Linked DNA regions of Homo sapiens: all the other regions are linked to region 2. The links are chromatin loops, found by intact Hi-C in ENCODE. Cell type or tissue: heart right ventricle. All regions are shown on one strand. Region 1 holds the start of ACSS3-AS1 (ACSS3 antisense RNA 1). Region 2 overlaps LIN7A (lin-7 cell polarity scaffold A). Region 3 overlaps ACSS3 (acyl-CoA synthetase short chain family member 3). Region 4 holds the start of ACSS3 (acyl-CoA synthetase short chain family member 3).

Region 1 (8,000 bases), 290 kb before region 2:
TGTGGTGAAGGTTAAGGGATCTGGTGAAAGACAGAAAGAAAAAAAAAAACACGATTTTAGTGTTTTATTCTACTTTATATTGCAAACTCTATAATTGAGTGCTATGTTTCAAGAACTTCAAAGACGCTAGCAGAAGATTATGAGAAAGATACACCAAAGTAATAAAAATCATGAACTTGAATTATATATGGAACTCAAAAAAACAAGACAAAAATTGGAAAGTTATATCCAAACATCTCAGTGTGCAACCCCTGCAGAAAGTGACCATGCTTCATTATCACATTACTAGGTACATCATTTAAGGTACCACACTGAGAGAGACCAACGAGAATAGCTAGTCATAGCCAAAGCTGTGACTTCAGCATCTTGAATTATGCCAGTTGAATAAAAATGACATTCAACCAAGGCCCACACTACCAATAATTCAGTAACTTTATAATCCAGTCTCACTTTACAGTGTTGATGGAAGATGCCCACCAATTTTCTGTCCTCTGAAAGAAATGAGATTAAAAAATAACTAAGATCAGAGCAGAACTGAAGGAGATAGAGACACAAAATTTCCTTCAAAAAATCAATGAATCTAGGAGCTGGTTTTTTGAAAAGATCAACAAAATAGATAGACTGCTAGCAAGACTAATAAAGAAGAAAAGAGAGAAGAATCAAATAGACGCAATAAAAAATGATAAAGGGGATATCACCACCGATCCCACAGAAATACAAACTACCATCAGAGAATACTATAAACACCTCTATGCAAATAAACTAGAAAATCTAGAAGAAATGGATAAATTCCTGTACACATACACCCTCCCAAGACTAAACCAGGAAGAATTTGAGTCCCTGAAAACACCAACAACAGGCTCTGAAATTGAGGCAACAATTAATAGCCTACCAACCAAAAAAAAGTCCAGGACCAGACAGATTCACAGCCAAATTCTACCAGAGGCACAAAAACGAGCTGGTACCATTCCTTCTGAAACTATTCCAATCAATAGAAAAAGAGGGAATCCTCCCTAACTCATTTTATGAGGCCAGTATCATCCTGATACCAAAGCCTGGCAGAGACACAACAAAAAAAGAGAATTTTAGACCAATATCCCTGATGAACATCGATGCAAAAATCCTCAATAAAATACTGGCAAACCGAATCCAGCAGCACTTCAAAAAGCTAATCCACCATGATCAAGTTGGCTTCATCCCTGCGATGCAAGGCTGGTTCAACATAGGCAAATCAATAAACGTAATCCATCACATAAACAGAACCAAAGACAAAAACCACATGATTATCTCAGTAGATGCAAAAAAGGCCTTTGACACCATTCAACAGCCTTTCATGCTAAAAACTCTCAATAGACTAGGTATTGTTGGGATGTATCTCAAAATAATAAGAGCTATTTATGACAAACCCACAGCCAATATCATACCGAATGGCCAAAAACTGGAAGCATTCTCTTTGAAAACTGGCACAAGACAGGGATGCCCTCTCTCACCACTCCTATTCAACATAGTGTTGGAAGTTCTGGCCAGGGCAATCAGGCAGGAGAAAGAAATAAATGGTATTCAATTAGAAAAAGAGTAAGTCAAATTGTCCCTGTTTGCAGATGAATGATTGCATATTCAGAAAACCCCATCATCTCAGCCCCAAATCTCCTTAAGCTGATAAGCAACTTCAGCAGAGTCTTAGGATACAAAATCAATGTGCAAAAACCACAGGCATTCCTATACATCAATAACAGACAAACAGAGAGCCAAATCATGAGCGAATTCCCATTCACAATTACTTCAAAGATAATAAAATACCTAGGAATCCAACTTACAAGGGATGTGAAGGACCTCTTCAAGGAGAACTACAAACCACTGCTCAACAAAATAAAAGAGGACACAAACAAATGGAAGAACACTCCATGCTCATGGATGGGAAGAATTAATATTGTGAAAATGGCCATACTGCCCAAGGTAATTTATAGATTTATTGCCATCCCCATAAAGCTACCAATGACTCTCTTCACAGAATCAGAAAAAACTACTTTAATGTTCATATGGAACAAAAAAGAGCCTGCATTGCTAAGACAATCCTAAGCCAAAAGAACAAAGCTGGAGGCATCACGTTACCTGACTTCAAACTATACTACAAGGCTACAGTAACCAAAACAGCATGGTACTGGTACCAAAACAGAGATATAGACCAATTGAACAGAACAGAGCCTTCAGAAATAACACCACACATCTACAACCATCCAATCTTTGACAAACTTGACAAAAACAAGAAATGGGGAAAGGATTCCCTATTTAATAAATGGAGCTGGAAGAACTGGCTAGCTATATGTAGAAAGCTGAAACTGCATCCCTTCCTTACACGTTATACAAAAATTAATTCAAGATGGATTAAAGACTTAAATGTTAGACCTAAAACCATAAAAACCCTACAAGAAAACCTAGGTAATAGCATTCAGGACATAGGCATGGGCAAGGACTTCATGACTAAAACACCAAAAGCAATGACAACAAAAGCCAAAATAGACAAATGGGATCTAATTAAACTAAAGAGCTTCTGCATAGCAAAAGAAACTACCATCAGAGTGAACATGCAACCTACAGAATGTGAGAAAATTTTTGCAATCTATCCATCTGGCAAAGAGCTAATATCCAGAATCTACAAAGAACTTAAACAAATTTACAAGAAAAAAATCAAACAACCCCATCAAAAAGTGGGTGAAGCATATGAACAGACACTTCTCAAAAGAAGACATTTATGCAGCCAACTGACACATGAAAAAATGCTCATCATCACTGGTCATCAGAGAAATGCAAATCAAAACCACAATGAGATACTATCTCACACCAGTTAGAATGGCGATCATTAAAAAGTCAGGAAACAACAGGTGCTGGACAGGATGTGGAGAAATAGGAACATTTTTACACTGCTGGTGGGAATGTAAACTAATTCAACCATTGTGGAAGACAGTGTGGCGATTCCTCAAGGATCTAGAACTAGAAATACCATTTGACTCAGCAATCCCATTACTGGGTATATACCCAAAGGATTATAAATCATGCTACCATAAAGACACATGCACATGTATGTTTATTGTGGCACTATTCACAATACCAAAGACTTACAACCAACCCAAATGTCCATCAATGATAGATTGGATTAAGAAAATGTGGCACATATACACCACGGAATACTATGCAGCCATAAAAAAGGATGAGTTCATGTCCTTTGTAGGGGCATGGATGAAGCTGGAAACCATCATTCTAAGCAAACTATCACAAGGACAGAAAACCAAACACCACATGTTCTCACTCATAGGTGGGAATTGAACAATGAGAACACTTGGACACAGGGCGGGGAATATCACACACGGGGGCCTATCATGGGGTGGGGGGAGGGGAGAGGGATAGCATTAAGAGAAATACCTAATGTAAATGATGAGTTAATGGGTGCAGCACACCAACATGGTACATGCATACATATGTAACAAACCTGCACGTTGTGCACATGTACCCTAGAACTTAAAGTATAATAAAAAAAATTCAAGACCTTGTGTGAAACAAAGATCTCAAAATCGCAGGTCACAGCCAAATGTGACCAAGATGTATTTAAGTTGGGGCCATATCACATTTTAAGAAAATGAACCAGCATATTAAATTTAGTAGGTTTCACATACAAATCTAGATCTCCAGTTTCTCTAGAAAAATTGTGAAGTCTAGCAGCACCAGGCCTGTGTTCTTGAATAACAGCAATCAATTGAACCAGATGATCAGCCTAGTGGTTTGCCATAGAACTCACTATTCCCAGGGGCATTTATCATACAGCTTGCATTTTTTTTCATTCTGAGTTTAAAATATATTTTTTACCTCTTATTTATTTTATGTTATATGCTTACACCATAGTTCCCTAACCATACAGAAAGTGTGATACATACCTACAATTGATTTTTCTCCCATCCACCCTCTTCTGTAGGCATCTGAGTTGTCAACCACTGCCCTGAAAACAATTTTTAGTTAAATGAGGCTGCACCAGTCCCGTGTAACCACTAGATGGAGTCTATTTGGCCTTGCTTGTTTCAGCTGCTCCTCAATGTTTTGATAACCTGATAACCACACCAGAGCTGGTCTACAGACAAAAGGTTTACAGAATCAATAGTACGATTTTCTTTTCCAGTAGTTTTCAGGGCTAAATGTCACTCTGGTAAAATTTTCCATTATAATTTGTAAATCTAAATATATATGTATGAGAATATGCATGGGAAAACATATGAGTTCATAATCACTCAAATAAAGTATTATTGGAACTCCAAAACAGAAGGCATTTGATACTGCTATTTCAGGGTTCACCTAGTTTTTATCAACTTCAGGTGGAAAATTATCAAAGAAGAAAACAGGTATTATTTTTATGGAATGACATATTCTTATCCTACCATAAATGTCTGAGTGTAGAGTTACAATTTCTATTATTAGCAAAAGGGAAAATATTTTAATATAGGTTGTTTATAATAAATAGTTTTTCAACTGAAGAAAAGTTAACCATGTGCCGTTCACCCAATTCACATTCATCTTTGCACCTTCTTAAATTTGTTTTTAAATTTGTCAATAACTTGATGGTTTTACACAAGGATAGACCAGTAAAATTGATTTTCAGTCTGACATCAAGGGCAATACAGATCCCAGGGGAGCAAGGCCAGCTAGCATGAGGATACTATGCTACCAATGTGTGAATTACTGGGCTGCGAAGGAAGCCTAGAGGAAATGAAAAAATGTATTTATTTAGATATAACAATGTGTGACTCTTCCCACTAGAAATTAGATGAATCATTTTGGTACTAATTTAAAGCCATTTTAACACATAAATGTCCTGTCATTGGTTCAATTTATGTAGTATCAGCTGTATGTCCTAAACTGAGGTTAAGTCTACAGGTACAAAAATAAGAAGGAAATGGTTGGTCCTTACACCAAAGAAATTTGGAGTCTGGAAAAAAAAAATCACATACAGGAATAATAATTGTAAAGAAAATGCAACAACTGAAATTTATATATTATAAAATGGTATGCACATATATTTGGTTTATAAATAACATAAATATAACATATAATGCATCAGACAGAAGTAAAAGCTTTAAATTTCAGTTATAAAATGAAAACATATTGCTATGAATAATGAAAACTAAATTAATAAAAAATTTTATGTTATCATTCTGGAAAATCTTTCAAAAACAGTCTTTGGGGTAGTATAACTTTGTGACCAGATGCTCATAGCTCAAATATAAAGATTAGTCAAAATTGGCAAAAAGCTATGTTCTACAGAACAAATTATCACTTGCTTCACAAATAGCAAGTGTGCTCACCTAAGGAAAATCATGCTTGTACGAAAAAAGATAGTTCCCTAGTTTCCAAATTGTAGTAAAAATGCAGTGATCATGGGCAACTTCAAAACCACATCAAAGAAAACTGTATGAAAAAGCAGACAGGGAATGCATATTTTCAAAATGCCACAATGTTACATTGCAAACCCTGGTCTAAACCGTAACAAAAAATAAAACTAATTTAAAAACCAATTATAATATCTGAGGAAACAGATTACTAAAAGTATGGATAAATGAATTGTTCTTGAGAATATGTATAATTTCCATAGAAAGAGTTATATAAAATACTTGCACCTTACTTTTAAACATATTAATCATACACATTTTTGTTTGTTTTACTTGTACACATACAGGCAGCCATTGAAAAGATTAAAATTTTAACTACAATGAACAACTTATTCTTTAGTCCATGCATTAACTATGCATTCAGGTAAATATCTGTGAAAATAATCAGTTATTCTAAAACTGCTTAAGATCTGGAATGATAGTAAAACTATCTTTTTTGGAAGAGAATTTTTCAGGAATATAAATATTTTCATATAACATAAGAAGCTTCTAGAAATGTAACATTTTTAGACAGTTACAATTTATTAGATACAGCATTGAAATAATTTTCATTGAAGATGATATTATGCTAAGCCAATTTATTTTGAGATATGTCTCTTAAAACCAGGAAAGTTAGAGATGTTATCTAAAAAAGAAAAATCTTTCTTTTAAAGATGAAAACATTACATTTACACTTACAAGTAAAATGTATTATTATTTATCTAAAACACAGAGGAATACTTATTTTATATTTAAGAATCGCATTGTATTAAATTTTTCAAGAACAATTACAAAACGCTATCTTACATTCAAAATAGTTATCTGATAGTGGTCTAGAAAACATTTACTAGCACATTTCTTCTCAAATAATTTTCTTCAAATGAAAGAGTAAATACCATTACTCAGAATTATCATTTTTCTCATTACCAGTTTCTTCACACATGGGTTTCAATCAATATTTAGTCATTTTCAGACTATGTATTCACAAGCAAAGTGAAATAGATAATTATTTAATCCCTTTAGTTCAAGCTCAAAATAATCAGTATTTCAATAATCTTTGCTTTCAAGACTACTGTGATTTTCAGACTGTAATTTCACAGAAAATTAGTTAAATCCTGTATTTCCCTATGTATATGTGCTCAGTCTTGATAAGGAATATTGTCTTCCATTTCCTTGATACTTATGTTAAAATTTACAAGAAAATCATCAGAATTCATCACATCTTGTAAAGCATATTTTGTTAATTTTAAAACAGTATTTCTGTGTAACAGGCCATTGTGGACAGAGAAAATAATTCTACGTCAAGGAGAAGTCCAAGGTCTAAAAGAATGGAAAATGCAATTGATGCCTGTTATTAACACACAACAGGACTAGGGTGCATGCAATAAAAAGGAAAGAAAATACACAGACAAAGAATAATTAAGGATTGCATCCACTTTTTACCATTTTAACATCTCTCCACTATAGACATTAATAATTGGGTAATTGTAACTTTCTCCTGCTTTTACTCACTGGAGAGTTGCTGCCAATATCTCTAATCATCACAGCATGTGCCATTTGGCTGAAAAAGTGAAGGCAGTTTAGTATAGAGAGAGAAAACATTCAGGATGAAGTGGGTTGTGAGATGAACTGGAAAGGCATGAAGAAACAATATTAGACATGATACAGAGTCTTGTTATGCCCATCGAGTTTAGACTAACCCGAAAAACAATGTGTAATAATTGAAAAATGTTCATCCTCTTTAAAAGTAAGTGCTTTCCACATTCTTAAAATGTAATGATTATTGCATAAACTAGAATCATTAATGTAATGATTATTGCATAAACTCGATTATTGCGTAATAGGGGTAAAAATAAATAAGCTTATTTGAGAAATATTAAGAATGGGGCCACAGTTTGGGTTTTAGCAACTGATTGGAAAGTGATGCCATTCACATTGGACACGTTTAAATTTGAGACGCTAGTGGAACAACCATGTATAGACACCTACTCGGCAATCCTGCATATGATCTCAACATCAGAAGAGAGATGTGGGCTGATGACACAGAACTGAGAATAGCCAGCGTTGCCACTGGGAGTAACCATCACATATGTGGCAAAAAAGGCCATTGGCGCAGATATAATCACCCAGGCGGGATGTGTAAAATGGAAAAAGAAGGCAACCTAGAAGCAGGTAGTGAAGGGACAGGCAAAAGAAGCATTTAAGAAGGATAATTAGAATGAACACAGGAAAGAAAGGAAAATGAGGGCAGAATGGTATATAGAAGTTAAGTGAAGACTGGCAGAGAATGGACAAAAATGTTAGACATAATAAAGAGAGGAAGTAAAATATTGAACACCTATTGGAATTAATAAGAAGAAAGCATTAATTACCTTAGCTAAATGAGGCAGTAGCATATTTTAGAGGGTTTTGGTTATGTGTGTGGTAAGGAAATTTAAAAGGCATTTTTCTGAAGTTAATCAGTGAATGAAAATAGATAAGAAACTAGCTAGTAGTAGAAACATTTATGTATTTTTTTTGTTTTGTTTTGTTTTTTTTTTTTGAGACGAAGTCTCGCTCTTCTGCCCAGGCTGGAGTGCGGTGGCGCAA
Region 2 (8,000 bases):
TGGGAGAGAAAATTTTTTCTATCCCTAGGCACCAAGAGAAATTTCCCATGGGAATGTTACAAATGAGACATTGAACCACCTAATACAATTCCATAGAAAATACAGAGGCCTTTGGTGTATGGCTACTTCTTATATCAATCCTCAGTGAAACCTTACAACTGAATGCTGAATTAAAATTTAACATTAATAGGAGGTCAAAATGTTACAGTAAGAATTTATAGCTTTCTAATGATCTCCTTTTCACCCTTTTATGCTCAAGTGTTTTCTCCGCAATTTTAAGAGAGAACTCAAGGACTATTTATAAGGGTTGCAGCCAATGTGGAGCCAGCGGCAACCGTAAATATATTTAGTGATAGAGTCAGGATATAAAAAGTCTCAATAGAATGGTACAATAGGCCTATTTTAATAAGAATCTTCATGAAGTCCTGCTCCTGTGCCCAAAAAAACTAGCTACATATATGCAGAATCAGGGAGGAACAACTAAATATCAAAGCCTGGGGAAAAAAATTTTAGGGAATTTTAATGTTGATTTCAAGAGGAATATAAAGCAAGTTGAGGGAGGGGGACAAAACATAATGTGATTGTAGGGGCTCTGATATAAATATCTTGTATAGAACACAGAAAGAGATTGGTCCAGCTCTTGAGGGTGCTGTTCGTACTTTCTTTCCCTCCTTCCTTCCTTCCTTCCTTCCTTCCTTCCTTCCTTCCTTCCTTCCTTCCTTCCTTCCTTCCTTCCCTCCCTCTTTCTTTTCATTTCTTTTCTTTTCTTTTCTTTTTTCTTTCTTTCTTTCTCATGGTCTCACTCTGTCGCCCAGGCTGGAGTGCAGTGGTATGATCTCAGCTCACTGCAACCTCTGCCTCCTGGGCTTAAGCTCACACCCTATTGTGCTCATTCCATCCTTGCAAAGAAAAATAAGCTCACCCAGAGAAGAGCAACCTTGTATATGAGGAACATGTTAAAGAATGACTTGAATTGTTTATAGTGGAGAAGAGAATATTTAGGGGAATGATGACTGTCTTCAGCTATCATCCATTGTATGGGGCACCAGATGGCAGAACCAAGACCAGTGTGTAAAAGTCATGGGGTAGTCATCTTATTATAATAAAGAGCTTTTAAACACTTAAAGCTCTCTAAATGGAGAAAGACTAAATCATAAGGCAGAATTTGCTCATCATTTGAAGTTTTAATCAGAGATTAGGAGACCACCTGATCAGAGTATTTCAAAATATGAGTACCATGTACAGAGTTGGAATGGTTGGCCCCAAAGTCCCTTCTAAGTCTGTGACTATGTGATTCTATGTCTTCCAATGGGATTCTGCTGAGAGTACCATATAACCCTCCCCTGACCAACACACACATGCTGCCTTACACTCTGAGGCAGATGAGTAGGCTCTACCTATGCTCTGTGTACCCTATTCATAAGACATTTTTTTCTGAATGGAAAGATGAGAAATCTAACACAATATGTTTTATTTATTTAGTACTTTATAGTTTTTTTTAACAGTATTTACATTATGTTCTCTCATTTGTTCCTCAGAAACACAGTCTCATGAAAGAGTAGGGCCAGGAGTGTTTCCTCCCTCTCTCTCTCTGTCCCTCTGTCACACACACAACCCAATGGATACACACAAAAGCACACATGAACTCACATCCAAAGACACACGTGCACACGTGCACGCAGGTGAGAAAGTGGATTTCAACCTTTACTGCAATCATAACTGATGCTTACCAAATGTAATAACTGGTTATGTTAAAAACAAATCCCACTGAAATCTGAGTAAGCTCTCTGAATTGTACCAATTCCAATTCGCTGGTTTAATATGATTTTGTAAGATGTTAATATTGGGGAAAGCTGGGTAAAGGATGCATGTGATGTCCCTGTACATTACTTTTCAACTTCTCTTAAATCTATAATTATTTATTTATTTTTATAAAGCAAGAAAGTCCAAAAGGTGATATTTTACTGGTACTGATGGGAGAGAGGCAGGTGAGGAACAGGAAAGAAAAGGATAGAAAGATAAAATATAAGCATGAGGACTTAAAAAAAATATGGCATACTGAAAAGAAGCCCTCATTTGCTTCTGAAATGCAAACATTGTCTTAGAGCACCATTGGTGGGAAATTGCAGCTGAATTTACCTAGCTTTACAGTTAAAACTAAATAAAATTGTCTATACAGTGTATACAGATTGCTAATTGATTTTTAAGCATAACAGATGAGTGAATAAAAGTTTAGGGATGGGACAGAATAAATTGTTTTCCTGCCATCGGCTTTTTTTACATTTTATAAATACCTATATCAAGTTGAAAGTAAGTACTCACAGCCCAAATTACTTATGCAGAATGGCTGTCAGGTGTGGGATGAAGATGAAATAAAAATTAGAACTGTAGATTCGAGCTCTGTGAAGCTACAGCATCCCAGAGGGGAAATCTGTATTAAGATCTTATTTATCTGTGTCGGAACAAAGAGAAAACATAAAAAGTTTTTTTAATTGCTATGAACTACACTGCAAGATTTAAGTTTCACAATAAAATGCATGTTCCAATGATGGCAGTAATTTGTATTCATTGCCTTATCCCAATTCTTAGAACAGTCCCTGTATATAGTCAAAGCTCTCTATATATTTGTTGAATGCCAGACACTGCTGTAAGCACTCTACATAATGAATTCATTATTTACCCGTAATGATCCTCAGTGGTAGGTGTTATTATTATCAGTCCCATTTTACAAATGAAGAAACTGAGGAAGAGAGAGATCAAGCAACTTGCCCAATCTCCTATAGCTACTAAATGGCAGAACTAGAGATTCTAACTCAGGCAGTCTAGCCTTATTAATCATAATTTAAGGTAAATAAATATCTTAGCCATTAATAAATTAGTACTTTCATGTACAATGTAGAAAAGATCAAGTTTTCTTAGCCTTTATGGGTTTGCATAAGTAAATTTTTGGTGGAGAGAGATCAGTTGTTTTTCTTAACTACTCATAAGAGACTTTGACCTTTAAAAAGTTAAAAACCACTTCTAAAGATAGTAAGGTTTTGAAAAGGAATTTACTCTGATTCAAATGGCTCAGTACTCTAATTCACCACTGCAGATGTGTGAAGAGTTTGGTTTGAATGTGTTTGAATTGTTCCATATCTGCATCATTCCAGTTTGCACCAGGCACTTTGCATTCCCGGCTAACTGAACAGCCCTGGTCCACAAGCACTCTCTAAAGCCACTTGGCCCTTAGAGGGGAGCAGATGCTTGCATGAAGAGGGGAAAGACAGAAGCTCAGTCTTCAGTTCCCCTATAGGCCTGGCACACAGATCCCCAGCTTAATTCCAGCTAAGAGACCTCAAGTAAAGCTATTCTCACAATCTCTCTATTCCTAGAAGTCGTTAGCAGATGCTTTACCTTTCTCAGAAGCTGAGTGGGGGACTGTTTAGGTTATAATTAAATAGGAGTGCAAGCTGAAATTTCAGTTCTAAGTGCTGAAAATTTTTATTCTCGGCATGACATCATGTGACACTTCACTCACATTTGTGAAGAAGCCAAGAGAAGTACATTTATGTTGTTTTATCCCAGTCACTTTCAGAAGAGCACAAACAATGCAGCATGATCTGGTATATTTTGCAACACTGAGAAGGCAGTATTCTACCCCCCTTCATTCTGAGTTGGCTCACAATAAGAGATCTTTTAATTTAAAAAGCAGAACAGGGAAATATCGTGCTATCTCAATAGCACAGGTAACTATAGTTCACAGGTTAGAACAACTACATTCCCACCTGGTGATTTCAGCCTGCAAGAATGGGCACCAGGTCTCTCATTCCTTCATAGATCAACTTGAGCTTTGAGCATACAAGAGATTGTGCTGATAGTGTGTCAGTGCCAGAACACACTCACAGTCAGTCGGTGCTAAACGGCAAGTCTCTAAATGAGGGAAGCATTCCCACACATGGGATCAGACTGACCTAAATCTCTATTTAGATTGCTGGTAATGGGTATTTGACTATTCAGTTTAGTTACTGGTGCAGTCTTTCTCATAGTTATTTTTACCATTTATTGTTTGTGTTTTCCTTCTATTTGTGCTGTTATTTTAGCAATGCTTTTCTTTCATTCAACAATTATTTGTAGAGAAATTATTATGTGCCAGCTACTGAGCTAAGTCCTGGATATGGAGTGGTAAACAAAAAAAAAGGGTTATAATCTGGTAGAAAGTAAGAACATGATGATGATGATGATGATGATGATGATGAGGATGATGATGATGATAAATACATACATATAAATGTAACATATCCATCAGTTATCCCAGCCTAAGGGAAATGCTCCCAGTGATTTTGTTCAGGTTCACACTGGTCACAGTAACAGGATTTTTTAACTCCGTTATGTGTATATTAGTTTCCTATGGCTGCTATAACAAATTACCACACACGGTGGTTTTTAAACAACAGAAATGTATTATCTCACAGCCCTGGAAGCCAAAAATCCCAAATCAGTTTCACTAGCTCCAAACCAAGGCATCAACAGGGCTGTGCTCCCTCTAGAGGTGCTATTGGGGAATCTGTTCCTTGCTCCCTTCAGCTTCTGGTGACTGCAGCATTCTTTGATTTGTGGCCACCTCATTCCAATCTCTATCTCCATGGTAACGTTATTACCTTCTTCTCTGCGCCAAATCTCCCACCTCCCTCTATAAGGATACTTGTGAGTTCTTAGGGCCCACTGAGATAATGCAGGGTAATCGCCTCATTTCAAGATCCTTAACCTAATTGTATCTGAAAAGACCTTTTTTTCTATAAAAGGTAATATTTACAGGTTCTGGGGAATAGGACCTGATATTAATATCTTTGAGAAATTATCCAGTCCTCTACAATGTGTAAATATCATAAATCTAGAGTGCTTACAAGTGTATAGGGCTATGGAATGGAACCAGTTGTCCACAGAGCATGGGCACGTTGGTTTTCTAGTCTCAAAACAGCACACACTGAATATTTTCCACTCTACTCCTAGTTCTGACAATGCAAGTTCTTTCTTCCCTTTTCACTTTCAGACTTTTCTCCTTCTGCTTCTGCCTATCCAATCAATAAAGCCATTCAGACTCCTCTTCCTTCTTTCCCCGCCCCCCATCTTGCCTGGTCTTTGATGAGAAAAAAAAAAAAAATGTACGTGAAAACATGCAGCCAAAACATTCTGCTGCACAGCAAAGACCTTCAGATATTTTTCAGTCCTTTTTTACTCCTAAGGTGTGGGCTGAAGGAAGCAGAATGGGAGGGAAAATTCACAAAGAACACGAATTAATACTTCAGAATATAACATGGCCTCATAATTAAACACTGTGATAAGTGTTACAGAGGGGAAAGAAGAAAACAAGGAGCCATGTAATGGAACAAGAGAAGCTACTTTTAAAATATATATATATACATATTTATTTATTTATTTTTTGAGACAGGGTCTCATTCTGTGGCCCAGGCTGGAGTGCAGTGGCGTGATCTTGGCTCACTGCAAACTCTGCCTCCCAGACTAAGCAATCCTCCCACCTCAGCCTCCTGAGTGGCTGGGACCACAGGCACATGCCACCATGCCGGCTAGTTTTTGTATTTTTGATAGAAACAGGCTTTCACTATGTTGCCCAAACTGGTCTCAAACTCCTGAGCTCGAGCAATCCACCAGCCTTGGCCTTCCAAAGTGCTGGGATTACAGATGTTGAGCCACCATGCCAGGAGCTAGTTTTAATAGTGTTAGAAATGGCCTCTTTGAAGGGTGACATTTAAACTGAGATTAAGGAGAAGAGTCTGTTATCATAAGAAAGAGCTTGTGTGAAGGTCTTGAGATAAGGAAGTCCATGATTTGCCATGTAGGAGCAGCTGAAAGAACAAAGTGACTAAAGTATACATAGTGGGATAAGATGAGGCTGAAGAACTGATTGGGAGCCAACCAATGGAGTTTTAAGGTTGATACCCAAAAGTTTTCATTTTACTCTAAGTGCATTAGGAATCTGAAATCAATTCTGAAATCTGATGATATGCCAAGAGTCTCTAATACATCCTGAGGCTGTTCATTATGAAATGAAATGTATTCTACTTTTTTTTTCTGTTAGCTTATTATTATTTTTTGTATTGAAATTTTCTTTCTATATCCTTAAATCACTTGACTAGGATATTGCATATGATAACAACTTAAGAGCAATTTTCCCTTTTTTTCTGTCATCATATTTAATGAAAATTACAAACTTTTACTTTATTGTGAATTGATATTTTCAACATTTCAAAAGGGACTCATTCAAATTCAAGTTCTTATGGTTTCTCAGGAGTTAAGGTTATTCTAACCATAATACGTTTATTTACTCTTTGAGACTCTATTTTGTCATACGTAAAGCAAAAATAGCAATATCTTTCTCACAGGTTTAATCCAAAGATTAAATAAGAGAAAGTATGTAAGAGTGTCTGGCATTACGCTGGATACCTTTTAAATACCCAGTAACTATAAATTTTTTCTTTTAAATCAGATAATAGTCTTTTCTTTCTTATAATTTTATCTCCCTATAGAGTTAGACTCTCCGCCCAGTTTAAGTCATCTCCTCTGCTTTTTGTTTATCTTCAAGAGACAATAAAAGTCCCCCATTAAATACTCTAATTTCAGAGGAAATTGGATCCTTGTCATTGGTGGGTTGATTATGGGCAAGTCATTGGAATTTTTGGTGTCTTTATATCTGCAGGACTGATGTAACAACACCTGTCCTGTCTACCTTTCCTAATAGTAATTAGGATAAAAAAGAGAAATGATAAATACAGCATTAAAAGATAAGACTTATGCTTCCACAATTACACAGCATTGTTGCTGTATATTATTATTAAACAGCCTTTCACCAAACTTCCAGATGCATCTCTCCATGTTTCCTATTGCAACATTTTTCCTTAATTTACAAAAACAGAATATGTAAACCAAGTAATGGTCCTTCTTCTGTTCTAGCTGAGAAATGTGTGGTTTATCTCAAATGAATAGAATATTTGTCTTGAAATCCTGTGCTGGTCCAAAAAAGCATCATTTATATTTTGTGGAACTCACCAAGCCCAATTACCAGTGATTGCTTTAAACATTAGTGAAAAGCCAATGATTCGATTTAATCCTAACTTGGGAGGAACATTCTTCTAACTTATTTATGCTGGTCTACAGACTGTTGGCACTAGCCTAAAGCAAGGTTGGAATGTTAATATGCCACAGCTACATGAGTATACCTAGTGAAATGCAAGCCAAGTGTAAGTCTAAGGGTTTATATAATTTTCCATAATGGATTTATATCTTGTTCTGTTTTTAATTATATTCTCAAAAACAGAAGACACTGATACATATGGCAATCAGATGACATGTCACAAGCCACATGTGATTGCTCACAGGTTCATGTGAGATAACCAAACTTTAACTCAAATGTTGGTTGCTGAGTCTCAGATATGGGAAATGAGTATCAGCAATTGTGGTATTAGAACTACATCTTTCTAAGTTCAGCCAGGAGGTATGGGCTGTTTCAATAAATTTGCAAATGAATCACATTTGATCATAGGCCTTTCCTACTTGGGTTTCTTTCTCTTCTCTCATAGATACAAAATCATTAGTTGCTAATTTTATCACAGCCAACCTTACTCTGAATTGTAAATTATTGACCTTGCCCTTCAGTGACACCAAATCACTTCTCAAGAGAAGTCATGTTTTCTATTTACAGAGGTGCCTATTATCACCAACTGTGTAAATATATAGCATATCTTAAGCTTTAAGAATATAAATTTGAATAAGAACCAAAGCATAAGACTTTAGATCCTGAAGTCAAAATCTGTATATGTAGTATACAAGATTTGATCTAGCATCAGCCTGAACCTATCTTATCACCCAGCACTACCATTTCAACATAGATTTTTCATTCTGAACTAATCACTATATATGTGGTAGTCCTTACATACTTAAAAATCGAGTAAAATGTGACATCAGAAGAGTTGAGGATTCTGGGCAGTCTCTGAGCTTCTACC
Region 3 (8,000 bases), 420 kb before region 2:
TTCAATACTTGGAAAGGAAAAAAAATCCACTATAATGAGTTCTCTAAGAGCAATCTCCATATCAAAATCAGAAGCACCCTCGGGAGCTGCTCTTGTTACCGATTTTATCTAAGGAAGAATACATAACAACTCAAAAGCTCAGGTCATTTACATTGGGATAAATTTTCATTAGGAACTTGATCTAGAGAAGAGGAATGTGAGTGGCTTATATCTGAGAGAAAGAAGGTCTACTAATATGTTCGGAATCCCTGTATGCAGGGAAAATAAATCTTTCTCATCTGAAATCTTGTACTCAATCATCCAAGTCCCTCTAAAGCCCTTTTCTCCATTTGCAGTTGCTTCATCAAGACTGCAGAGGTTAGACAACTCCACTGTTCGCACATACTCATGTTGACCAGCCACTCAAAGGAGGCAGCACTGACCTGCTGTGAGTAGTTTCCCTTTGGCTGACAAAAAAAAAAAGACAAAAAAATGGAACCTACATAGACTAATAAATATACACTATACTCTTTGGTATGCCCTAGCAGTACAGAAATGAGATAACCCTTTTGAATTGCTTCAGGGGAAAAAGAAATCTTCATATTGTAACACTTAGTCTAGCATTTCCTATCACCATCTGTCTCCTGTGGTTTAAGGTCTGCCTGTTGGAGGCCTATCACTGTATTATTACACATCAATGGGTTGCCACTACACTGTTTTCTACTTTTTAGTACCATTTCCTGTTGAGTAACTTAGCATTTTATTGATAATAATTCAGCACTTTAAAAAATCCTATCTTTTTAAGTGTATATTTTATATAAGGAAGCCAAGGTAGCGGATAGGGATTTAAGCAAGTTCACCGAGTCAAATAGCAACAGACAGGAAAATGATTTAGAGATGGTTTCATATTAAAAAATAGAAACTTGCCGAGGCAGGTGGATCACTTCAGGTCAGGAGTTAGAGACCAGCCTGGCCAACATGGTGAAACCTCATCTCTACTAAAAACACAAAAAGTAGCCAGGCATGGTGTTGCACTCCCATAATCCCATCTACTTGGGAGGCTGAGGCAAGAGAGTCACTTGAACCTGGGAGGCAGAAGTTGCAGTGAGCGATGGTGCCACTGCACTCAAGCTTGGGTGACAGAGCATGACTCCGTCTTAAAATAAATCAATAAATAAATAGTAGAAACTGTGAAAAATTCAAACCTTTATTACATTGTTTCTTATCAATCTGATTTACACTTGCTAAAAACAAATATAAATTTTAAGTATTTAAGACATATAGGAACAAAATAAAATTACTTTAAGAATGGAGAATAGGACCAGCACAAAACCTTCCTATGTAACCATAAATACCAAGCATTTGATTTTAAGGAAATACCAATTAATGAAAGCTACTTTAAAATCCATATAAAAATGAGGTTTTATTGAAAAACAGTCTTAATAGTAAAACTGTGGTTTCTTAGATTTATAAATGTCAAATGTTCATAATTTTTTTTCAACCTAAAACTATGCTTTACCAAAATATTTAACCACTTTCGATGAATCAATATTTTAGAAAAATACTTTTTAAGAGCGATATTTAGAACAAAATGTGTGCACAGGGTTAAGAGAAAACAGTTATAGACAGAGGAACAACTCACCTTGTGCTGTTTTCATTGCCTTGAACTAAAAGTGCCACACAATTTATTGTTGGTCTTTTGGGCTTAGGATGGGAGCAGATATGCTGCCTTATTTGGATCACTATTTGAAGCTGATAAAATGAAAAGCATCCCGATAAGAGATTTAATTTCAGAATGTACAACCCTTACATTAAAATTTTAATTATGGTATATAATTTGGCACCTAATTAGACATGATTTAAAGTATATAATAATTTGGCTAAATAAGAGGTCTCCCAAAATACTGTTTATATTAGATTCTACACATAGCATTATAATTTCTTCAGGAAATGAACACTTCACTAATTTACAAATGACTATTTAATATGTTCAATAGTGCTTGCTTCTTAGCTCTTAAGTGATGGGTAGAGTTACTCTATTTGCAATCTGTTTTTTGTGCATGACATTCTAGTTCATATTTCCTAGTTTTTACCATTAATTGGGATAACAGTATTCATTTACAATAATTCAATCTAGGACAACCATTTTTTGTTTGGGTGAAACAACAACACTTTTGATATTAAAATAATCCAGAGCATACTACTTGCTGTTTCTTTTGTGTCAGTAATAGCAATTGTGAGCTTTTTCTAAGTACATTATGGCTGAAAACAATCAGCAATGCCATACTACTGACACAAACGTTTACAATAGGTGACTTATTATCGTTATGTTTTTGTAACAAATAAAGGTATTTTTTAAGAACTCTAAAATATATGAACTAGAATATAAATCTACATTATGAAATAGGTCAATTCAACCCAATTTATTAATTAGCAAGTTGTAAATTTTTCAGAAGGCATGCTAACATTTTGCATAACTACCTTTGTTTACATTACTGCCATACTTTCCACAAAGTTGAGCAAATTCTATTATTTGTTAAGCTCCCCTGCACCAAATTGGAGAAAAGCAAATGTTAATTACATACGGCTGTTGGCTACATCCTAGATGATTTCCTTCTCATGATCTTCTAGGACAGGAGTAAGCAGGCTGCGTGGAGGTACACCACAGAGGAGTAGAATGAGATTTCCCAGTCTGGGACTTTTCAGTGAACTAATGCTATCCATTGTATATTTTAGATGGCGTCTTTTCAGTCTACTCTACCTAAAGTGCACTACCATCTAAGAAGACGAGCAGTGAAAACCTTTGTGAAAACTGAATTCTAAGGAAATAATGACGTCATGACTTATTAAAAGCTGAAAAATGTGATTTTTGGGGGGAGTCAGATATTACATTTGATTAGTTTACTACAAATTGTAATAAAATGCTTAAGTCATTTGAATAATAAACATCATCTACATCATAAACTCTGTACAACAGATGCTTTTATGAAATGAAGCCAGTTGTTTTTCATGTTTTATTGTAATATACTAGGCATTTATGTATTACCGTGCATTTCTTTTTAAATGTGTAAGTCTTATGTAAATGGATATAAATATGATTTTTTAAAAAATAAAATATATGGTTCATGGAGTCTCGAGTGCAAACATTTGACAATTCCAAGTACTGTTTGTATTTTACCATTCCACCATTTTTACAGTTTTTGGATTGTTAATAGTCAAATCAATATGTTTCCTTGAAGCATGTTTCATGCTTCAACGTGTTTCTCCTTCAAGTCTGTCAATACTTAAAGCTGAACAACCTGCCTCTGATCATGTAAAAAAGAATGATTTAACCTGGAACCGGAGCCAAAAATAGAGCTTTAAAGGCAATCAGGGATGTCCTATATCTTTAGAAATAGCACTGTGATGGCTTGATCTCCTTTTCAATACAAAACAAAGCCAAGCTGTTTACAAGGGTCAAAAGCAATTATTTAAAAATTTATATTAAAAAACCATAATCTTCTCTTGTTACCTGTGGACCAAGAAAAAAAAAAAGATAAAAAAACTTCTTTACTAAGAACCACATGTTCATTCAAATATCTTGAAATGCCAGCCAGTACTGGACAGTGAATGTCAACCACCGCAGAGTCTGAGGCTCATTTCCACTAGAGAAAACGAAACCCAAGATACCTTTCCCTTTTGTCAATGTAACAGGGCATTAGCCAGACTCATGTCTAATGTTATAAGCTTTTAGCCGAGATGGCCTTGTTGCGACTTCCCTGAAGTCAGTTTTATCAGAGGAAATAAATGAAAGACAGAATGATTAACATATATAGTGTATAAAAGTATAGAAGAGTAATCTCTTCCCTGTGGCTTTATTTGGTGGTGTTACTGTTGTTTATTCTTTGTTTATATGGGAGATTCAAAGTAAAGCCTATTTAATAATACCATTTATCTAACTGCTGATTTTCTGCTGCTTGATCTTATTAAGCGCAAGACCTGTCATTAGTAATTTCTTTTCTGTATTTTAATTTGCTATGTTTGCACGTACATTACATTTGTTTTGATGTCTATTTTTATTTAACAGATTCAGTCAAAAGGTAATGATAACAGAAACCCTTTCCATTGTCAATAAAAAAAATAATAATTCCAGTTCTCTGTTTAAGCTTTGTTTTCTAGTCACATAAGGCTCGACAATTTACTTAAACTATCAGGAAATGTGTTCTTTGGGTGACCCAAATATTTAGCTTCAAAATTGAGTCTGCCACAAGAGGGAGATCTAAACTTGCTTATGGGAGTGATCTTAAAATTTTTTTCTAAAAATGTGGCCTGAGTAGGAACAATGAGAAGTAGCTTTCTAAGCTCATCTAAACATGGGCATCTTGATTCATAGAAATGAAATAGAATATAGGAACTACGACATTATAATGCCATAACTAGATTTGTATCTACTATTATATAACACTCAATCACTAAAATCAATTTCTTTCTTTTAAAGATCAAGTTAGAAAGATTAATCATCTATAATAGACACTAACATATAGTGATGCAAAAGATCCAGGTATTTCCCTCAAAAAAGAAGCATAAAATATGTTTTAATTTATAAGAAAGATAACTTCTACTAGATTCTAAAATCCATTTAATGGATTAAGCTCAGAGTCTCAACACGTTACTTTTGATCATCAACATTATAAATTTTCACATTTTTAATGTTCAGGACCTTTCAAATACAATTTTATATAAACAAAACTGGTTTTTAAATGTAGGATAGGTCTCATTTAAATATGTTTAATATATTTTCACAAGCAAAGTAATTCAATGAATTGGAAAATACTATAACTTCTGAAAGCACTTTATATTTTCATTTTCCAATAACTTAACAGTAAGAAATCCTATGAAAATACCAAACGAAGACCTCACAGAATTTATTCTAGCAAGTTTAAGTATGTCTGCATTTTTTAGTAATATTATATTGTTGTTTTTAAAGATACATTTAATTCAGAATCTTTAAAGTACTATCTAGCAAAAGTGATTTATGGTTAGTAGTAAAATAGAATTTTTTCCTCCCAAATTTTAAGCAGTCTGATGATTCAGGTATATCTTTCTTGCCCTATTTTTTCATCACATAAAAGTAACAACATTCTTTGATCTTGCAATTCCCCAGTGAGACACAGGAAATAGCCACTTCCCCAGTCTCCAGCACTGTTTTCCATTCCCATCCTAGTGGAAAATAACCCAAGTCTGCTTGCTGAGATGTCGCTTCAGATTTGATTACCAGAAAAAATGTGCAAGAGGACCAAAGATGCAACCTTTACCTAATTATTGGATCTGCCTGAGCTTAAACCTTGCAAATGAACAATGATACACATTCAGGTAAATAATTTGCCATTTCAAATTAACTGACTCTTATTTGAAAAAAAATAAGGAAACACATTCTACTCCTAAGACATTAAAATGAGTTATTAATGAAGACCACAGTTGTGACAATGGATAAAACGTACCAATGAAAGAGGCAACTCAAGGATCCCAACAGCTTCAAATGAGAGAGTGTCTATGTAGCTGGTTTAATTCAGTCTACTAACATAATTAAAAGGAAAAAGTAGATGAATATATTTTTCCAGGTGTAACAATCAAGAAGGCAATTTAAGTAAATAGGAATTTACTTTGAGAAGCCATTTATTTTGCAGTCTTCAGTCCAAAAAAAGTCAACATTTTCAGAATTTTTTTATATAAGTTGTAGGTCATTTTTATAACAATAAACTTTCTATTATCTATTTATCTCTCACATACATTTCATGTATCCTGAGTATTATGTTACAACAATCTGCTCTTGATAGTAATGTTCCTGATAGATTAAAAGATTGAGAAATACTTGAAGAACGATCAAAGATACAATGAGCATGGTATACTTTTGGGTTAAAATGTATTCTTTGATAACTGATGTCATATAGATCCCTAAGTAAATCAAATATTTAATTTCCTACATCTGTCTACCTTAGTTAACTGGCCCATTCCTATAAGCTTAACAAAAACTCACTTTACAATTATTTAAAAAAAACATTTAAGAGATTTTTAGAAGTTAAATGGAAAGATACTTTTGGACATTACAATATTTTTAATGAGTTATTATTTTAAAATTAGAGATTTCACATAAAAACCAGGATTCTTTGTTTTCTCTTTAAAAAAACAGAGGCTCTTGCAACAGGAGACCTGCCTCCTTTTTGGGCCATATTCTGCTGGGTCCGCTGCTCCTTGAGGTATAGCAGGTGATCTGCAGTCTTCACCATTTTCTACTGTCCTTTGTCCCTCAAACCTAGTGGCTTAAGTTCACTTCAAAATCACCTAGACATTACACTACCTGCCTAGAAACCTTCTTGTCTTTAACCTAATGTGAAAACCTTGATGTTTCTCTCTTAAGAGTTTTCCTTGCCACCCTACCCCATTTGTACATCGATTCCTTGTTTCCACAGGAATCTGGAATCATTTGGATAAACATAGTCAACTAAGAACCTGAGACATGAAGAGGGGCTCCCAGGAGCCCTCATCTCCATGAAGAGATTGGACTAAATGATCTCTTTGTTCTCCGCCAGGCATGTGGTTTTTTTGTTGTTTTTGTTGTTTTGAGATGGAGTCTTACTCTGTCACCCAGGCTGGAGTACAGTGGGGGAACTTGGCTCACTGCAACCTCTGCCTCTTGTATTCAAGTGATTCTCCTTGCCTCAGCCTCCCGCCACCACGCCTGGCTTATTTTTGTATTTTCAGTAGCTACAGGGTTTCACCATGTTGGCCAGGCTCGTCTCAAACTGCTGACCTCAAGTGATCCGCCTGCCTCAGCCTCCCAAAGTGCTCGGATTACATGCTGAACCAGGTCAGACATGTGGTTTTCCTTGCCTAAGTAACAAAAGACCTGAAGGTATAGCTATAACCCCGGTGTTCTGCTTTCCCTCAGAAAATGTATAGAAAAGCCCTCCTACCTAGATAATAATTTCATCTGTCTAGATGATTACCTAAACTTCCCATTTCATCTATTTTATTTAAAACAATGTGAGCATCTAAAGAATACTAGAAAATATCTAAAATTTCTACAAGAAAAATTTTAATTATTTTCTGACTTTAAGTTTTAGATTTTGGATCAAAACTACAGATTCTTGGTTTCAGGAAGTGGCTCTATATTAGTGTTGCTTTCAATTAAAGTGTTCTTCTTGGGAGGTACAATTTTAAAAATAATACACTAGATACGTTTTTCCTAAAGCAGTAGATGACATTCAATAAGCCATGTTATAGATAACTAATAACAATGCTAACAGGGTCAAACCAAAAAAAAGGCACAGGTCTTTCACATGTTTTCATTAGATTTGTTTAGGCCAAGTTTTACAATTCACATTTCATTTTGCAAGTAATTTCTACTGAAATATTTATTTCTGAGAAACAACTCAAATAATTTAATTTCAATTAAGAAATTAAATCAACTCAAAATAGGAATAAGACAAACTCATTATGCTTGCTTCAGCATTTCTTCTACGTGGCCAAAAATGCTGGGGTCTTCAATTGTAGAAGTTATCTGGAAAAAAAATTAGGGTCAGGTGAATACTCTTCCTTGAATTTCTTCTACTCTTTCTATAATTAAACAATTATATGCAATGTTGTTTTCCCCATTGTCTTGTAATATTCATATGGAAAGTTTAAAAATAGGGAACTTTGAACCTAATATATTAATACTCATCTGTAGCTTTCCAGAGTAAAAAAATAAACAGTTCAGTTAGCAAAACTATTGGACCTAGATGGTATTTTCTCTAGAGTTGGAGTTCCTCTTAAGAGTCTTCTATATATTTCTGTAGAAAGAATGTTTCTTTTTTGTCACTTGTTCACATAACTACTCCTTACTGTTGCATTGCCTTTTATTATCTTAATGATAAAAATAGGTATATCTTTGCACACATAATGTACACACAAATTAAAACATATGATTGAATCAGCCTAAGATTTCCTAAAATAATTACAAAATTAGCATTTATCAGTTAGAGCATTTTAAACATCTACTG
Region 4 (8,000 bases), 240 kb before region 2:
CAACAAACAGACAAGCTTATAATGAAGAATCGCTCTTGCCTCTGGGAAGCCGAAGGGCATCAGAGACTGTGACTACACATATGCCAGCTCCACAGAGGAGAGAACAATTAGCTATAGCAATCTCGCCTTGTTTTGCTTAAGCACTTGGCTGTCAATATCTCCCTTCTCCAGATCCCAGCTTCAAAGAAAGTAAGTAAAGCTCCTTCACACCAAATTGTGCCTAAATCCACTTATCACCTCCCAAAGAGGTGTCTTGTTTTATAGCAACAAAAATCATCAAAGCTATGTATCCAGTTAGTTGACTCTCACTTTAAAAATTTATATGCCAGCTCTGCCTTAGATCTTGCGGATATAAAGCCAAACAAAATAAAAGTAAATTCAGTCTGCCCTTCTGTTTGGCTTTGTGGAAATTTGCTAACCAATCAGGACTATCTTCATTTAGGTATCCAATGCAGTCATAGATTCAAATTGAAACTACTGACTAACTGAAATTTAAGATTGGTCTCCTACGTCTACTTCCCTCCCAACCCTGCTTGCCCAACCAGAATTCTTTTAAGATTGAATCGCACTGCTGAAATAAATAGAGTCAAAGTTTTATCACTTCTTCACTTTGATTTTCTGGGCATGAGTTCAAGACTGAAAAGATAAAGAATTCAGATACGGTGTTATCAAATTGTGATCTATAAAAATATAGTGACCCTTTCACAAAATTTCTCATTAAACACATCTTATACACACCATTTAAAAAAATGTAGACAAGCAACTAGATATTACAAAGAAAAAGCAAATTATTGAAAAGGAAATCTCCTGGTCTTAAGCTCTACTTGCTGGGACATTGACACTCACTTCCAAAGCTCTCTCCTGGGCCTTTGCTGATCCCTAATTGTCCTCTCGAATCACTCCAATCTGTCCTTTCTCCTCCATTCTTATTGCCACTGCCTTAGGTCTGGCCCTCACTGTTTTTCATTTAGAATATACCTGTGGCTTCTTAACTGAATTCTCTGCACATTAGTTTTATAATGGAGATGGCCACATAAAATCATTTATAGTACCATATTTTATGACAGATATTTGTACACAGAACTTTGAGAAACAGTGATGCAATAATCTCTGTGCTTTCATCTGAGGAATACTAGGAGAGTTTCCTGCTCCTAAGATAATTATGGTCTGAGAATACAAAGAGAGCTATTCTTCCTCTAACATGTATAGGGTCTAGTGTATAAAGACATAGTCTTCATCCTTTACTAAGTTAAGCCTCCAATTATTTCCATATTTGCATTTCAGGAAAGTGAAACACAGAGAGATTAAGTCACTTGACTGTGAACACACAGTCAGTAACTGTGAGAAGCCAAACTCAGACCAGGTAGTCTGGCCCCAGAGTCCATGCTTTTAATCTTTATGACTTCTAGAAAGCAGGGACTAGGTTTTACTCATTGTTGAACACCCAGTGTCTTGTTCACTGTCTGGCACAGAAAAGAGGACCGATCAAATACTATTGAAAAAATAATTGATAGGAAGGGGCAAGGTGCTCAGATTCTAAAGGGAACACCATGTCATCCCCACACACTTTTGAGAGGACTGGGCATGGTGGAGACACAGAACAGGCTCTAGCCAATTCCATTCCAGATTTCTTGCTCTGACCACAGAGCCATTCGTCCACTGCAAACCTGACCATATCATTCCCCTCATCTCATTGCTGAGCAGTGTTTTTCAAACTTTTACAGGAAACATCCTCTCTAATGGCTGGCAGATGAGAGCAATCACACCCCCAGAGGGCAGACACATAAGGAGCCACACTCTAAGAGTATCACTGACTGTGCTTCACCCTCAGTATCTTAGCAAGCTTGATATTTATTCTACAATGTGTCTGCGTTTGTTGTAACGCAAAAAAAATCATGCTTATAACTTCTTATAATTCCAACTCCAGGTGGAAGACTTTACTCCTACCATGACTTCTAACATCACCTGGCCTATATCTATCTGTATTCTTTCTGGGTACCCCATACTGCAGCTTCATATACACAACAGGCCTATGGATCTGATCCAAGCTACTTAGCACAGTACATAAATCCCTTCCGGACCCAGCCCCTGACTCACCACTTCCCCTCCCACCTCTCCAGCCAACACAATCATTGGCAGTCACTGTCTCAGTCACAGTTCAAGCTGTTGTTCACCTCTAGAACTTTGATAATTAGGGCCTTGTCGACTTCGAGAAGACATACCCATCCTTCCAAACCCTTATGGGGTGCGATTTTATTGAAGTCTTTTCTTAACCCTCCCTCCCCATAGTAGGAGGATACTTAGTTATAATTCCCTAGTTTCTTGTACCGCTTGCTTTGTTTACCTAGTATCTCCCTTACTAGACTGTGCGGTCCCTGGAGGCAGGATCTTGTTTTAGTTTTCTTACTATTCCCACTGCCAAAGCAGAACCTTGCCAGTCAGGTAAATCTCCCGTTTATGGGACACTGGGTTCACAATAGGTAACAGGGTCTCTCAAGAGCAGAAGGCAAGAGAACTGACTATGAAATTGAAATGAAACACGAATTGAGGGGTCTGAACACATCTCCAGTTTCAATTTTCTTTCGTGATAGAATGCCAGATTCCAGGTCCCAGGGAGGTCCTGGCGCCCAAAAAGTTACCAGGGATGGGGGATCAGGGTTGGCACAGAAGTCACTCACCACCTGGTAGAGGGCGAGTGTTTGTTCTCCAGCGTTTTGGTCCAGGGCTTGTACCAGCTGATCTGCTCGGCAGCTTTGCCCCAGAACCTCTCGGGGTCGGTCACCGAGGCTGCGAAGTGGGTCTTGTACTCGCTGCCACTGCCGGAGGACAGTGCCCTGCATCCCCGGCCCCCGAGACCGCCCCGCGGGCCCGGGACCACTAAAGCCCTGAGGGCCGCACCGGCTCCCCGGGCCGGAGAGGACCCAGGCAAGGGCCCTCCGAGCCCCCCGGCGCTGGTGACTTTACGACACTGCAGCCAAGACGGTTTCATCTCCTCCGGCCACCCGCGGTCCCCGAGTGTGCGACAAATGGTACTCTTGCAACTTCCTGGGGCCTGAGGGAAGGGAGTAGGGGGCGGGGGCAAATTCCGAAGTGAGCCCAGAGCCCAGAAGTTTGGAAGCCACACTAGAGTCGCCGGGAAAAACCGACCTGGAGCGACCAGAGAAGCAACAGGCTAAAGTGGGGGCCCCGGGACAGGGGTGTCACAGCGCCGTTGCAGCAGGTTAGTTGCGCTGCTGCACGAGATCCAAACCCCAACATGCACTTCCAACCCCGCAGCCTTCCGGGAAAAATCGCGCTCAAACTCCAGAACGTCCTTCCGATTTCAACACACAAGTACTCCTAGGAGGAGGCCAACGGCCCATCTCTCAATTTTCAATCCAGCAGTTTGTACACGGCTGGTTTAATCTTTGGAAGGTCGTTGGTGGAGGTGGCATCGCCTCTGACCTGCAGGAAACCAGCAACTCGGTGCGTTGAGGCAAGGCTCTTTGATTGTTATTTATTGATTGATTGATTTTTCAAAATCAGCTCAGTCCCTGGTTACTAAAAACACAAGCAGCTCCAGGGCAAGGACTGCTCCGGGATTTCCTGACCACTGAGAGGGTAGGAGGAGTGGAAGGAGGTTGTGCCAGACAAATTGGGAAGTGCTTCTTGGGGTGATTGACAGGTCACAGGGAAGGTGACCCCACTGGGATGCGGATTCACCTGCTGACCAGACTCCGCATGTGATCTAGACAGAGAACAGATAGGACTTGTTGCATTGCCTCCCTTCTAATTTGCCTGCTTGGAGTTTCTGTGGCTTTTCTAATGAGAAAACAAAACAAACAAATAAACAAAAAACAAAAATAGGAAGTAAGTAAAGATGAATCAAAAGAGGAAACTGGGAAAATGTAAAAAGAAAGGTGGTATATAGTACTGTCTAGGTTTAACATTCGTCAAGCTCCGCTATTATTCATGCTTTAGCGAGATTCAGATGCAATCTTTTGCCTTAATATTATGCCAAACACATTCTGTCTTGGTGTGACAGTATTTGCAGTTTTAAATGTAAAGATACGTATTTCCAAATCTGAGGTGAGAAATAGTGGCATGCCCCTGACCTTGGGAAGGATCATAACTTGAGAATCCGTAAACAAATGATTCTGCAGGAAAAGAATAATGTGGAGATAAAGGCTAAACAGAACAGAGGTAAGTGCAATGCAAAACAGAGAATATTTCTTTAAATAACCACCTCCCTTTCCACTGAGAGGCAAGGCACTAGACTTTTCCCTGACATCTGCAGTCTACTTTAGTCCTTCCAAAGGTCTCAAATCAAATAATGTCGAATGGCCAAAGACACAGTCACCATTTAAATCCAGAGAAAGTTACAAAGCCATTTAACCTCTTCATCCTTCCAGAACGACAGATTTATTATTGGCACCTAGCATGTGTTCACATTATACTGGGCACTTTAAACAAATGTTAGCTCCTGTAATTCTCATGAAAGTACCAAGAAGTGGGAATCATAATCCCATGTTTACAAATGGAGCTAGTATAGAGATAGATCGACTTGCCCAAGGCCACGCAGCTAGCAAGTGAAACAGTCAGGATTCAAACTTTATGGATGCCCAGTATTTCAAAGCCCAGATGCTTTGAATTACAGATATGCCGTGATACAATTTACTGACACCTCAAGGTGGAGGGCTAGGGGAAAACCCACTCTAATCCTGTCACTCACTCCAGGATACTGTGCAAATACGATCATTTTATCTCTGTGCCACAACTTGAACAAGGAGGGGAATCTGACTCCAAAGTCCACCATTTTAATTCCAGGCTGAGTATCTTCTACTTTAAAAAAAAAAAAAAAATCTTAGAATTCCAGTAAAATATGACAAATTGAATAGCCACATTCATTCTTCTCCTTAAAGAAACTCCACTGAAAGAGAATCAAAGAGGGCGGTTGTCGTGGTAAAAATCCTACAAGGATAAAGAGAACAGGAAAAGAAAAGAAACCAAATGAAAGAATAGAAAGAAGATGAATCTGTGGAATATGATTTAAAAGTGGGAGGAGGAGCTTGTGGAGGAGAAAATAGATTTTCCTAAGGAGAATCCATTTTCTCCTTAGGAACCTGGTATGTCTCAAGTTTTGGAGGTGCTGGGTTCCTCTGAAGGTTCAGAAGGAAGTATGAAGTTCAGAGCTTAAAAACAAGGAACTGATTACAAGATCACATGAGGCAAAGTTAGACCCCCGTATCGCCAGATGAAACCACTTTTTCTGGACCCATCAGTATACCATTTTTTCTTTTGAAAGTAATTGTATACAATAGATTGTTACTGTAAGCTCCATTTCAGGCTGAAGGGAGAGCATAAGTGTAGACACAATCCAGCAAATGCAGTGGGTCTGGTTTTGAGAGTGTTCAGTGTACAGGTAGAGCAAGCAAGGCCAGTGGAACTAGAAGATTGTACTGGACAAACAGCCAGACAGACGAGTGTAAATAGTGTCAAATGCAAGTCAGTACCTCAGGATAAACTATTAGCCTTTAAATTAAGACACCAAGAGCCTGTTGATTGGTCATTAAGCATATGAAAAGATTAAAATCATGAGCCATGAAGTCTCAGGTTGAATCTTATTACACTACTGCCACTTATTAGGTGTGAAAATTTGGAAAGTTAATTTTCTGAACTGCAGTTTCTGCATCTGTAATCTGAAGCTGATAATCTTACTTCACAGGATTGTTGCAAGGTTCAAATATGTGTAAACTGCTTAGCATTGGGTCAGTAGCAAGCCAAGCTAATTTAGGACAGCAGCCAAGCCAGTGAACAACCAAATAATCTAAAAATTCAACCCTGCAAATTAACATACCTAAAATTTAACAATCAGAACCTCTCAAAAGAAACAATTTTAATTTAAGCATGTATATAAATTCTGTATTATTTCAAAAAATAAAATTATATTTTTAATTAATTTGAGGTACAAGGTAATCACAATCTTTTCAATGGTTAAGCATGCTAAAACTCCAGCTTATTAATGCATAGTATTTATTTCATTGTATGTCATAATGGTATAATTAATATGCTATTCAGGATGGCATTTTAAAACATCATAAGCAGATTTATTGACAAAATTATTTAAGAGAAGCATTCTAGCAAATGGAAAGAGCAAAATAATGGAGACAGTGCAGAGAAAGATCAGAGAGAATAAAAAGGTGTGGAAATTTGCTCAAGAAAGAATGAAGGGAGGGGAGAAAACTGGAGTCAGAATACTTAATGCCTGCTGAGGCAGGCGGATCGCCTGAGGTCCAGAGTTTGAGACCAGCCTGGCCAACATGGTGAAACCCCATCTCTACTAAAAATACAAAAATTAGCCAGGTGTGGTGGCGCAGGCCTGTAATCCCAGCTACTCAGGAGGCTGAGGCGGAAGAATCGCTTGAACCCGGGAGCCGGAGGTTGCAGTGAGCAGAGATCGGGCCATTGCACTCCAGCCTGGGCCACAGAGCAAGACTCCATCTCAAAAGAAAAAAAAAAAAAAAGAATACTAATGCCTAAGGAAAAAATGCTGAAATACAAAGGAAGAACAGAGTGGAACTATAATTAAAAGAGAGAAAAGATATAAGGATCCTACAATCCAATTTTTCCCACTTTACAATCTTTACCAGGTTTGGTCATCACTAGCAGAGGTTAACGTTTTTACCAGAGAGAGAGAGAGAGAGAGAAAGAGAAAGAGAAAGTAGTTAAATTGTAACAATTTTAAAATAATGCATTCTGCTGGCCACAAAATTTATATTTTCACCTAACTATTTTAAGAGCCAAATGTCTAACTACAAGTATTAGAGCTACTAAAATGTTTGATTGTGGCTGGGCGCAGTGGCTCACACCTGTAATCCCAGCACTTTAGGAGGCCAAGGCGGGCAGATTACAAGGTCAGGAGTTCAAAACCAGCCTGGCCAGTATGGTGAAACCCTGTCTCTACTAAAAATACAAAAATGAGCCAGGCGTGGTGCTGAGCACCTGTAGTCCCAGCTACTCGGGAGGCTGAGAAGAAGAATCGCTTGAACCTGGGAGGCAGAGGTTGCAGTGAGCCGAGATCATGCCACTGCACTCCAGCCTGGGCAACAGAGCAAGACTCTGTCGCAAAAAAATAAAAAAAAGGTTTGCTTGTAACTTCCATGCTTCTGGTTTCTTGAATATTTTGAAAACTTAGCAAGTATATGTGGAGGGGTTTGCATAAAGTACTTCATCTGTGCAGCAGGGCTGAGCTGAAGTTTGCCCCTGCAGAAACACTGCAAGTTTATTATGATTTAACAAAGGGTTTCTGGAAAATATACTGATTTTCAGGGCTTAAAAAATAGCTTTTAAATGTCTAAAATGAAATCATACATAGTAATAAAATTGTAGACTCCTATTTTGAAACTTTCTTTTTATTCCCAAATAGTAACTGCAGTTAAAAAAAAAAAAAGAAGAAGAAGAAAAAGGCAGATGAAAGAATCATTTTAAAACATGTAACATTCCAATAGATGGGAAGGCATTCTACAACTCCAGTTCATTCTAGCAGCCAAATATCCTCCACTAATCTTATTTTTATTTCTGAAAAAACAAAACAACTGAAAGTTATTTCTAATTAAAAAACATATTGGCCGGGCGCAGTGGCTCATGCCTGTAATCCCAGCACTTTGGGAGGCCGAGACGGGAAGATCACCTGAGGTCGGGAGTTTGAGACCAGCCTGTCCAACATGAAGAAACCCCGGCTCCACTAAAAATACAAAATTAGCCGAGTGTGTTGGTGCATGCCTGTAATCCCAGCTACTCAGGAGGTCGAGGCAGGAGAATTGCCTCAGGGAGGTGGAGGTTGCAGTGGGGCAAGATCATACCATTGCACTCCAGCCTGGGCAACAAGAGCAAAACTCCATCTCAAAAAAAAAAAAAAAAAGAACTAACAAAAAAAACCATATCTAGTTACTTCTATTTGAGAAAAACATGAAGGGAACAACGACGTAGGCAAATATTTTCAATAAAAATTACTAATATTT

The links. A loop is a pair of places that touch in the nucleus more often than their neighbours do. Peaks named below come from ENCODE experiments on the same cell type or tissue, not always from the same donor. Only the 100,000 strongest peaks of a DNase experiment are listed, where the experiment ranks them.
Region 1: it touches region 2 in a loop (3-fold over the local background); 12 of 110 quality-filtered maps call a loop at or near these places.
Region 3: a loop joins it to region 2, with 2.7 times the contacts of the local background. A loop is called at or near these places in 21 of 110 quality-filtered maps.
Region 4: a loop joins it to region 2, with 4 times the contacts of the local background. A loop is called at or near these places in 4 of 110 quality-filtered maps.

The regions. Positions count from the first base shown.
Region 1 is chr12:81,125,167-81,133,166 of GRCh38, reverse strand. The region is part of intron 2 of ACSS3 (acyl-CoA synthetase short chain family member 3); the gene reads right to left. It overlaps ACSS3-AS1 (ACSS3 antisense RNA 1), which reads left to right and starts at 7,309. Exons shown (of 5, transcript XR_007063390.1): 1 at 7,309-7,583. In heart right ventricle, a CTCF peak has its summit at 4,032 (motif pointing right); no DNase peak of the experiment used is centred here.
Region 2 is chr12:80,834,079-80,842,078 of GRCh38, reverse strand. The region is part of intron 4 of LIN7A (lin-7 cell polarity scaffold A); the gene reads left to right. Among named protein-coding and RNA genes, the nearest start is that of MIR617, 5.4 kb to the right of the region's middle. In heart right ventricle, a CTCF peak has its summit at 4,523 (motif pointing left); no DNase peak of the experiment used is centred here; H3K27ac peaks cover 1,226 bases.
Region 3 is chr12:81,254,376-81,262,375 of GRCh38, reverse strand. ACSS3 (acyl-CoA synthetase short chain family member 3) reads right to left here. Exons shown (of 16, transcript NM_024560.4): 16 at 1,166-7,519. The coding sequence ends at 7,454. It overlaps PPFIA2 (PPFI scaffold protein A2), which reads left to right. Exons shown (of 33, transcript NM_003625.5): 32 at 336-427; 33 at 2,716-4,401. The coding sequence ends at 394. Among named protein-coding and RNA genes, the nearest start is that of PPFIA2-AS1, 21 kb to the left of the region's middle. In heart right ventricle, a CTCF peak has its summit at 4,239 (motif pointing right); no DNase peak of the experiment used is centred here.
Region 4 is chr12:81,073,110-81,081,109 of GRCh38, reverse strand. It overlaps ACSS3 (acyl-CoA synthetase short chain family member 3), which reads right to left and starts at 3,031. Exons shown (of 16, transcript NM_024560.4): 1 at 2,679-3,031. The coding sequence starts at 2,989. In heart right ventricle, no CTCF peak of the experiment used is centred here; DNase peaks (open chromatin) are centred at 3,099 and 3,579; H3K4me3 peaks cover 4,285 bases; H3K27ac peaks cover 4,655 bases.